Linked DNA regions of Homo sapiens: region 2 is linked to region 1. A link is a contact called in ENCODE Hi-C or POLR2A ChIA-PET data. All regions are on one chromosome and are shown on one strand. The core of a region is the stretch at or near the end of the contact, and the rest is flanking DNA. Distances in the headings are between cores, read along the strand shown.

Evidence for each region. A loop is a pair of places that touch in the nucleus more often than their neighbours do. ChIA-PET counts read pairs that join two places held with the same protein, here RNA polymerase II (POLR2A). Pooled maps may share reads with other maps.
Region 2: a map of chondrocyte shows a loop between it and region 1 (7-fold over the local background). The contact joins two enhancer-like sites. A Hi-C loop is called at or near these places in 5 of 168 maps with a recorded cell type or tissue (Calu3, IMR-90, PC-3 and 2 more) and 3 of 50 pooled maps. POLR2A ChIA-PET finds 5 or more read pairs at or near these places in 2 of 52 experiments (BJ and activated T-cell).

The regions. Positions count from the first base shown.
Region 1 is chr7:31,946,884-31,951,936 of GRCh38, forward strand. The region is part of intron 2 of PDE1C (phosphodiesterase 1C); the gene reads right to left. Among named protein-coding and RNA genes, the nearest start is that of PDE1C, 120 kb to the right of the region's middle. Within about 2 kb of position 1,293, at least 2 of the 41 ENCODE cell types and tissues checked have a DNase peak (open chromatin) inside an H3K27ac peak, as active enhancers do; they include PC-3 and mammary epithelial cell, where a contact is called at or near this core.
Region 2 is chr7:32,158,756-32,164,445 of GRCh38, forward strand. It overlaps a transcript of PDE1C not described here. Among named protein-coding and RNA genes, the nearest start is that of PDE1C, 91 kb to the left of the region's middle. RefSeq lists an enhancer at 3,850-5,049. Within about 2 kb of position 4,441, at least 13 of the 41 ENCODE cell types and tissues checked have a DNase peak (open chromatin) inside an H3K27ac peak, as active enhancers do; they include PC-3 and mammary epithelial cell, where a contact is called at or near this core.

The DNA.
Region 1 (5,053 bases), core at 43-2,542:
ATCATTTTCTGTTGAAGGCAGAACACACTGTATCAGGCAGGAGGAACTGAAGTAAACGAGCCTTCATTGTGTGTGAGGATTTATATTAATCTGGCTAGGAGTTGAGCTATATAATTGTTGCGTAGTTACAGATGCCAGAGGTCTGAAAATTCCTCTGGTGGTCTTTGTTTTTGTCTCACTTCTTGACTTTGGGCTTCCTTAAGTATCTCCTCTTCAGACATGGCCTGTGTCTTTCAGCAATTTCAGCCATAATCCACTGTTATAATAATGGAGCCGTGTTGGTGTGATAATAAGGTGTGCAGGAGGTGGAGTATTCTATATTCTCCCAATCAAAGAATGGATTGGGTACAAAGACTGAATATGAGACCCATCTGTAGCTTGGAGAGTAATCCACTTTACTCAAAGTCTACTGACTTAAATGTTAATCTCATCTAAAAATACCTTCATGGCAACATCTAAATAATGTTTGACCAAATGTCTGGGTACTCTAGCCTAGACAAGTTTACAAATAAAATTAAACATCATAGCATGTGTTCATGTTATATTTGACTGAGTCATGATTTATCTCTATAAAATTAATACTTAAAAGCCAGCAGGCCTTTGGGGCCAAGTTAGGCTGGGTCCTTTTTATTTCCAAAGGCTGGCTATGCCCTTCCAAAGTCAGCCAGGCCTTCCCTATAGGAGCAGCCCCCATCATTCACTGCTGCTAAGCAAAGAACCCCAAGTATTATTTTACAGAGTAGCATCGTGAACTTCATGTATGTACAGTCACCAACAGCAAATATTTTCATAGTTCCTGTACCAAAGAAGCTTTTACAAAGTTAATTCAGCAGTCACTCAAAATATTGATTGAACATCTATTGGACTCAAGTCATTGTAGGAGACACAAGGTCATAAATACCTCAAGGAGCTTAAAACTAGTTGCAGAAACAAGATACAGTGCATCAGTTCAACATAGATTTTTAAGGAGAGGAGTTCAAGTTCTGATACTAGGCAGATTTACCTAGAAAAGTCCACTCTAGCTATATTACTAAAGAAAATGCAGTAAGATGTGCAGGTGATGGTGGTAAAATCTGACAGATGGCAAGAGATTTACCTCTATTTTTAGGATTACAACAAATTTCGAAAGACTAAACCCAATTCTAACCAGGTCAGCCATGAGGTCCTGTTAGATGGTGCTGGTTATTCCCCTTGTACAGCACCTACAACACTGCTAGTCCTCGATCACAGCTTCTCTCTGGAACTTTTAAGCAACTCTGCTCACCAAGCAACAACTTGACATCTTTTCAAACACTCACATTATAAAAATGCATTCCAATTTCTCTAGAGATGGCCATTACAGTGACTCATGTGAGAGTTCTTGCCTTAGCAATAGAGTTATGTGTACTTTGGACTTGACTAACAGAAACTCTCTTATGTGGTAAACATAGATATCTTAGCTGGTTGGCAACCAGGAAAAGGAGCTGTAAATGATAAATTGCACAGGTATATAGTTCAGCTTCCCTTTAACACAACAGTTTACACATTGGCTGAAGAAAGTATTATCTGAAGCTTAAAAAACAGTTATTTTATAGTTGAAATTCATTTTATTGATCTCATTTGGAAATGATTCACATTTTTATACTCACTTAGCTTCATGAAGGTTACGAATCAGTAGAGTACCAAGAGAAGGTATTCAAAATGACCACTTTTTGATATCTTCTCCGGGCCCTTTTCTTCCTCCCAACTTTCTTAATTGTCCCTGTCATTGATGTTTCCATCTTACTTATCTTTTTGCGGAGATGGGAGTTGTTTTCTAGGGGGAAAGATTTTTGGTGTTGGTTTTGGGTGTTTTTTGTTCCATCATCCTAATACCTAGTACTCTTTCCCCATTATCAAGATGACAGATGTTTTGTTAAAGTGATAGATTATAGTTTAACAGTAATCACAAATCTGGCAACCAAGATCCACAACAAGCCCCAAACTGGGGCACAGCAAAAAGAAAGCTTTCTAAAGGCAGTGAACTAAAAGTTGTGCAGTTTGCTGGAAAGTCCCTAATCTTACAGTAATCCTAACTTTATATAACAGACTGATTTACCACTCCTGAGCATATTAGAAATGGCAAACTTTAGGGGTGGGGGTGAGGCTGACACACTGTCTCCAGTGAGAGATTATATTGGCCAGGGGAAAATCTACAATGAGCAAACAAATTTTCTCCACAAATGATGCCTGGGGTCTTTTAGACTGATGAAAATATGCAACACTTTTTTAGTCCAATATGTTATCTAGTTGGGGCTAAAAAAACATGACTACCAGCTGGGCACAGTGTCTCATGCCTGTAATCCCAACACTTTGGGAGGCCAAGGTGGGCAGATCACCTGAGGTCAGGAGTTCAAGATCAGCCTGGCTAACATGGTGAAACCTCATTTCTACTAAAAATGCAAAAAATTAGCCAGACATGGTGGCACACACCTGTAATCCCAGCTGCTCGGGAGGCTGAGGCAGGAGAATCACTTGAACCTGGGAGGTGAAGGTTGCAGTGAGCCAAGATCCTGCCATTGCACTCCAGTTTGGGCAACAAGAGTGAAACTCCGTCTCACAAAAAAATAAATAAATAAAAAAATAAATGACTGCCACTTTTCCTCTGTTCTTAGATATATGTTTTCACTTTTTATTTCTAAAATTGAAGTCAATCAGAATTGATGTGTTCCTTTCATGTAATAGTGTGTCTTAAGGAAATCAGTAATGGTAGATTTTATAATCAAATAGAAGAAATGAAGTAATTAATATGCAGAAATAGATTGAATTAGATTCACTGTCCTCTGGATTGAGAGCTTTTGAATGTTTTACATAAAATTTCACCCAAAATAAAGCATTTTTATTTATGAGTTTGACTTAATAGGGTAATCTGGAAAATTAGTTATGTAGAGTGCTACATTCCCTGAAGATGCCTGATAAATGAACTAGATACTTAGGCAGATGGAGCTCCCGAAAAAAGAAGCCAACTGTTATCATAAACAGTTGCTAGTTTACTTTCTTCGTAGATTTTCTTTTTTTCTGATTAGCTGGTTTTCTTATTTTCCTGCTTCTTCAAAGACCTGCTACAGTGAAGTTTAGAGACTTTAGATACTTGCAAGTATAATTTTTCAGCTTTCACAGAAGAAGTACATATCCTTCTATTCTTACTTAATAAAGAAAAGTTATAGGCTTGAGCAGACAGTGTTTTTGGCCATTTCTCTTGCTTTATTTTGGTAACAGTTAATTAGCATAGTCCTCAAGCTATCCCTCCACAAGTTAAAAAATTAAAACTCCCATTTGAATATTTATCAAAACTCTTTACGTGGCAGGCACTGTGCTCAGTGGGCACTGTGTGTAAAGATAAAGAAGATGCAAGCTCTACTCCCAATGGGCTTATGAGGGTGTTGACATGAAAAGCAGAAGTCTTAGGAAGGACTCACCAACAAGCAATATAATCCTGTGAAACACACTCTTACAGCCCACCCCAATATCAACCAAATGAGCACACCTCCAAAGACCATCTCGATTTCAATAAACTGAAGCATACATACTCTCATGGCACCCCAATTTCCAAGACATCCTCAAAAGTATGCAGAGTAGGACAGAACTAAAATAGTTACTGCCACAACGCTAACCACTTATCAGATACAGGATCTCTGACAGAGGTTTTCAGTATGTGTGAGTGTGAGTTTAAGTGTATGTTCTTTCTTGACTCCACTTCCTTTCTCTTAGTCATTATATGTCTGAAGGAGAGTTACAGCAATAAACTTGAATCCACTCATTAATTTAAGTAAACCGTTCACAATCTTTATTTTTTTAGTAGTAAAAAATGACTTGTGACATCTCACAAGACCAATCCACAGTGAACATTACCCAGAGAATTTAGCATAAATTCTACATATAAAATCAAACTAAGATTTTAGCTTGAAATTCTATTAGAGAAGGTTAAATTTTCAATGTCTTCATTCACTAGGTACAGCATATCCTGAGTGTACGATATGTTTGTCTGCTGGGGCTGCCATGATAAAATACCATAGACTGGGTGGCTTAAACAACAGAACTCAATTTTCTCATAGTTCTGGAGGCGGAAAGTCCAACATCAAGGCATTTCTGGGTTGAGTTTCTCCTGATGCCTCTCTTCTTGGCTTGTAGATGGCCACCTTCTCACGGTGTCCTCAAATGGCCTTTTCTCTTGCGTGTACATATCCATTCCCAGTGTCTCTTCCTCTTCTTAAAAAGACACCAGTCCCATTCGATGAGGATCCTACTCTCATGACCTCATTTAACCTTAATTACTTATTTAAAGGCCTTATCTTCAAACATAGTCACATTGGGTGTTAGGGCTTCAACATGTAAATTTTGTCCATATTTTTCATTTCAGTCTCTAATACACGGTAACCTCCAGGAGTTTATCTATTATTCCTTTAAAATGAGAATCATCTGACCCAGAAATTATCTACAAATAGACTCAAAGAAGAGTAGGTTCCAAACCTATCACGGCATGCCTGGTAGTTCAGCCACTGGCTCCTGGCTTCGGCCCTCAGTGAAGCTGTCTTCCCCTCATCAAGGGGATTTCAAACTATCTACAGTTTGCTGTCAGCAGTTCTTGGTAGCTAAGTAGGTCTGAGCAATCAGGCAAAAGAGAGATGGTGAAGCTAGTTCTTGATTTGCAACAGTACAATTGCCAGGTTAACTTCCTGGCTGTGGGCATCCCTTAGTGGTCTGGGATTTCTCCCTCAGAGACAACCACACATTGTCAGGGGCTTCCTTTATCCGGCATTCTCTAATGCATCTTCTCCATGGCGAAGACTTTTTGTTTTACTTAACATAACACTGATCCCAAAGACAGCTACATCTCCCCTCAGTCTTGAAAGTCACCCCTGGGTAAACCCGGTGTGTGGGAGAACTGGGTTTCCCCACTTCCTGAACACAGAACCTCAGCCTCTGTCCCTCTGCCTGCTGGAAAGGTTGGTGTGGATTTCAACTCTTACACCCCCTTCCCTCTTCCACAAGGAGATACCAGCTTACAGTTCCACTTGCCCCACCACTGTTATGA
Region 2 (5,690 bases), core at 3,191-5,690, 220 kb after region 1:
TAAAAATATATACAGTCTCCTTTCTGCTTACTCAAAGATGGAGAGCTCCGAAGATTTCTGCCTGCGGAATAAAACTGAAACTCTTTCTCATGGCAAACAAGGCCCTACATTACATAGTCCCAGGCTTACCTTTGCTTTACCTGGTTCCAAACTTTACCTGCCTCTTGTTCACACACCTCAGTCACAAATCAAACAGTTCCTTCAACATAAGGCATGTGTTCCTCTCTCCTGGCCCTGGTTCAAACTGTTCCTTTTGCTTCCCTTTTATGTCCACCATAATCCAGGGTGATCTGTTTTATGGTTATACCATAGTGCCATTCAATATATGCATCGATCTCTGTGAGGTCTGGGAGACGGGGAGAGGGTGGGGGAGGACAAATGGGGCCTGCAGTGGTCTGACTCACCTCATGCAGCTTCAGTGCCCAACACAGGATGTAATTGTAGAGTATGCACTGAGCACATGAATGGGAAGAGAGCATTTGTTATCAGAGAAATTTTAATAAGAAGGAAAAGGATCATTTTCCTCTAGCAAGGTCAAAATCCCTGCCCTAATGCTGTAAATAGGAACAAATATTTCTACAGAGTAAAACACAGGGTTAAATTATCATAAGGTAATGAATCAATCACACCAATCAAGGGATATACAGATTTGCCTTATTACAGGGCACAGTTTTAAAGGGGTCTGCTTTATTTTTATTTAGGGTACCTTAATTTCACTGCAACAAACAAATGCAGTTAAAGTCATTCATCATGGAAAGTTGTAAGGGGTGACATATGGTGTTTTTGAGATATTTCCCAGTGTAGAGTCCCATATCAGTAGGCCAATCTGTCTCTTTACTTCATCCACCATTAAGACTTAGCCCCAAGCCTGGTACTGGGGAGGAGGGGGCTATAAGGGAGGAGAAGTAGAAAGGCAGAGGTGCAGCTTTTCTGGCAGGGGAGATGACAGGGAGAAGAGAAACCAGAGCAGAAGAGGCAAGGGTGAGACCTGAGTGTCCTCTTCTCTCTCTGGAGGGATATCCGCCCAAAAACCGGAAGCTCTACACCAAAGTGAACTCAGTGGCCAGTAGAGTTAGGTAAAGGGAGGCTGAGTTTTAGCTTTGCCAGGTTGTCTGTAGGCTCTTTGTGGTTTGGACAGGCCCCAGAGGCTCCCACAAGCTCCTGAAGCCAAATCTCAGAAGTTACCTGGGATTGTGACTGAGAGATAGTCCTGGAGGTTGCCATGGGGACAAAGTGGCCACGGGCTAAAGGCTGGACCATCTGATGCTGAACCACATAAGAATCAAAACCAGACCATCCTCAGGGCCTAAAGCACAGCCACAGGAGGAGTGGAAAGGGGCTGGGAGGGAAATAAAGGCGGGAAGGGGAGTCAGATCACACCTGCCAGCAGAGCCACACAAACCAGACACCATCTTGGTGAGCTGCAGGGTGCCAGAGGGGACTTCTGAACCAATGAGCATTTTACCAAAAGAAACTAAATCATCAGAAAAAAAAAGTATCATCCAAATGGTAAGTTCATATTTGACTTTAAATGTAGAGTTTCTCCCTAGTTCCCCTTAAAGTGGGGGCTCCAGAGGAAGACTAGTTCAACTAAAAAGGAAATTAAGAAGCAACATTTTCTCACACATCTTGGGGTATTGACAAAGTTGCAGCCCTGTTACACGGGTATTTCTCACATTAGGGCTGACAATCTATAAAGTACATTTTCTGGATAGTAACTCTTAATTCCCTATTAATTCATAAGAATAAACCCTCTATCCTCCAATAAGCCAAGTCAAGAAATTTTAGTGAAGAAAGGAATCTGGGCCAGGTGTGGTGGCTCACGCCTGTGATCCTGGCACTCTGGGAGGTCGAGGTGGGTGGATCACTTGAGGCCAGAAGTTCAAGACCAGCCTGGCCAACATGGTGAAACCCCATCTCTACTAAAAATACAAAAATTAGCTGGGCGTGAGGCTGAGGCACGAGAATCACTTGAACCCAGGAGGCAGAGGTTACGGTGAGCTGAGATCACACCACAGCACTCCAGCCTGGGTGACAGAGCAATACTCTGTTGAAAGAAAGAAACTAAAAACAGGAAAGAAAAGAGAGAGAAAGGGAGGGAGGGAGGGAAGAAGGAATATGATGGGAGAAAGCCCCTGGCTAGCTGACTTCTGCAAACCACTGCCTATATTTTAGGCTTCCAAAGTCTGCAATGCATTTTCAACAGCATTACTCTTGCTGCCGTCTCTCCCAACCAGGAATTTCTCTAATGCCTGAGATGGACTGAATTTATACTTTCAGCTCCTAGAATTACACCATCCTTTTCATAGGAGGTTCGTGAGCTAAACCATAAAAAATGAATTGGGCTGCAAAACTACAACCCATTCATTCAATCAACAAATACACCTGAAGCATCTATGATATACCAGGCAATCCAGGCAGTGGGTCCCTGCCACCCAGAAAAATTTGTATCTAATGCAAAATATGAATAAGAATAATGTGGGATGTGCTACCATGGGCCAGTGGTAGTGTCCAGACAGCACACGGATAGGAGGTTGGGCAGCCCAGTTGTGGAGGTATCCAAGAGAGCACAGAGCATCCTTGACATTGGGCTACACCCGTGATCTCACTGCCAATCTCCTCTACTCTACTGCTCCCACCCTCATAGCTTATTGGTGCTACCTTCACACATCAAATACTCTATTGAAAATCTCTTCCCTGTAAGTCTACAGGTTGTGTACAATGAAGTTATTGCTCATGCAACTGGAGACGAGAAGTGCATTTACCTCGCACCCCATACTGACCCCCAGGGGTAGTTTGGTCCAAGCTGATCTCAAATCTTCACACTTCCTTCAAAGGAAGGAACTTCCTTTGTTTAGAGTTTAGAGAGAACTTCAGGGATTCCCTGCATATTTTGGGTCTTTATGTGGGCTGGAACAGCAGTTCCTGTTGCTAATTAGGAAACATAGAGAAGTTTATCCACACTTCACATTGGCAGGGTGAGTTAGGTGGAAGCTCCAGAAAGAGTGTCCCGCTCCTCCTCCCAACCCAACAGCACTGAAAGCTTCCTGAGGGTTATTCTAGGATGAATAACTCACACTTTGTAAAATGTGCTGCTAAAATTTATTGTGGTTGAGGCATATGCTGAGGGGTTGAGGACACCTCAGATGAGCTACATTCCTGGGGGTGGAAGCCTGGATTTCTCAACGGCCCAAGAAGAATGTGCTCTGGTTGGAAAAAGGATGCATTCTCTAGGGGGAGTCAGCCCTAGAGACAAGCCCACTGGCTAGGAGCCAGGTGTGTCCATCAGCAGACCTTCTGTATGAAGGTCAACATTTGTGAACCTTTCTTGGACAATGAAAACAATCATATTTTGAGGATAATTACAATTTTATCCTTATGTTGTAGTTTCTTTAATCTCAATGCTTCCACAAAATCCCCTGTAAGGCAATAAAAGTACAAGATACTAAAGAAAATTGTGACTTGCCCCATGTTCCCTCCCACTAGAGCCCATAGGGAAGATACTGCATCAAATATAAAATTAAATATAGACAGACTGGCCCAGAATATCCAGGCCAGTAGCATTGGAGCTATGCCCCCCGTGCCAAGCTAGAAGTGATGCACCAGCAGAGAACTGCAGTGTGATGGGAGACTGTGGTCCTCCTAGAAGCAGATGTCAAGACAGGATTAGACATACAAGAAATGTATTGGAGTAAAATCTGTAAAAACAAATGAGTAAAAAGCTGAGCGAGGCTGAGAAAGCCATCAGACCTGGATGCAGGTCTGACTCCCAGTAAAAGAAAGTTGGGTGGCAGTGTCTGAGACTGTACTGCAGCTCTAAAAAAAGTTCAGCAAGGCCGTTAGTGAGTCTGAACACCAAAGTCACCATCAAAGGAGTTCCATGTCTCCCAGGAACAGCTGACCTTAGGGTCCCTGCCATGCTCAGTCATCGCCAATGGGTTCCAATGGGTTCCTCTGGGATGCACAGCTTTGGCCATCACAGGGATAAATTTCCCCACACACAAGCTAGGAGGCCATGCGTCAAGTTCACTTTCTGTGATCAGAGATATGAAAGGTATATTCTCATGGCCACCACAGAGATAAGCCCTCCCTTCCCAAACTACCAGTGAGAGGACCAACAAGAATGCAAGAGGAATGGTGTCTACCTCATATATACTTGGTCATTTTTTAACACTGGAAGATCTGTCTCTAAAAACTTACAAAGAGAGACCTAAATATTGCCTTTATGTGAAGCCAAGGTTGCAATAAAAACTTCTCTAGGCTTTAAAAATTCTCAGAATTCATTCTTTCATTTTTCCCCTTGGCAAATGATTTGGATTTGCAAAGACTAAAGGTGAAAAATAACTCCAGGAAGGCAACACTAAGTCAGGAGAGTAGGTGTCCCCAGAAGTTTCCAATGGGTGAGCAACACTCAGTAATAGAAAAATATGTGTGACCAGACTTCCTATGAGCTAATTGGGAATTTTAACCCATGACTCATCCCAGGGCGGGGCCGAAGCTCCAGGGGACGCTACCCCACACCATGCCATATCATCAGCCAGACTGCACATTTCCTGAAAGTAATCAAGTCAGAAACTGACATTTTGGCAGCAGCCCCTAGTGGAAAAATGACTGCCAAAAGCCAAAATGAGGATGAGTTCAACGATTTAATTCTGCATGGAAAACACAATCCATTAAATGGGATCTGACAAGGCCTTAATCTCATCCGTAGCTGAGGGTGTTGGCTCAATGCGATTCTGCTCTCTGGAACATATTCTTAGTAAGCTATCTATAGAATCTAGAAAGCCTTTGCCAAAGCCCAAATAAGTCCATCCTAAGTGGGAAGAGAAGCTCACCAAGCCCCCACTGACTCTGTAGGGAGTAAGCACATGATTCTTCCAAGTGCAAAATTATCAAAACCTGGCAACTCAACCTGTGTTGGGAGTCGCATGATTCAAAGCAAAGGAACTGAGATGGGCAATGCACTGAGTGGCTTCAGAATTTCCACCACTGCCCAAGGAGGTCAGGCCCACAGCCAGCATCACTCACAAAGCATCCATAGGGCTCATATTCCCTGGCTGGGGCCCACTGCATAATCCAGTCACAAAAGAAAGAGTTGGGGGTGTAGAGGATCAGTCTTCTCCCAAACAGGGTTTTAAAAACTGAAGTGAGAAAGAATTAGAGGCTGTCACCTTCTTTGGCCCACTTAATCCTAACAGCAGCCCCCAAAGCCCATTATTTTACTGTTTGCATGTGAAAAATGAGGAAAGAGAACAAAAGCATTACTCAAATCATGTAGTTTAAAAGATTGTTTGCAAATTCATACTTGTGGGATTCCAAAGCCCATGTCTCACCACTCTGAAGGTGGTGGTCCTCAGACTATTGCATCAGTTGGAGCTTGTTAGAAATGCAGATTCACAGGCTGCACCCCAGACCTACTGAATCAGGATCTGCATTTAACAGGATTCCCCAAGGAATTCATTTAGACATAAGGTTTGAGAAGCAGTGCCTTCAATGGCTTCTATCCAAAAAGGGTAGGTGGATTGAAAACATAAGTCTAGACTAGAAAAAGATTTAGTGCAATAGAATAGGGCCAGTCTTATAGGATATATAAAATATGTATCAAAATATAACTCAAACTATATATCCAAAGTGCACACTCAAATTAGTATAACCAATCACACCATATCTTTTTTCACCAACAACAAATC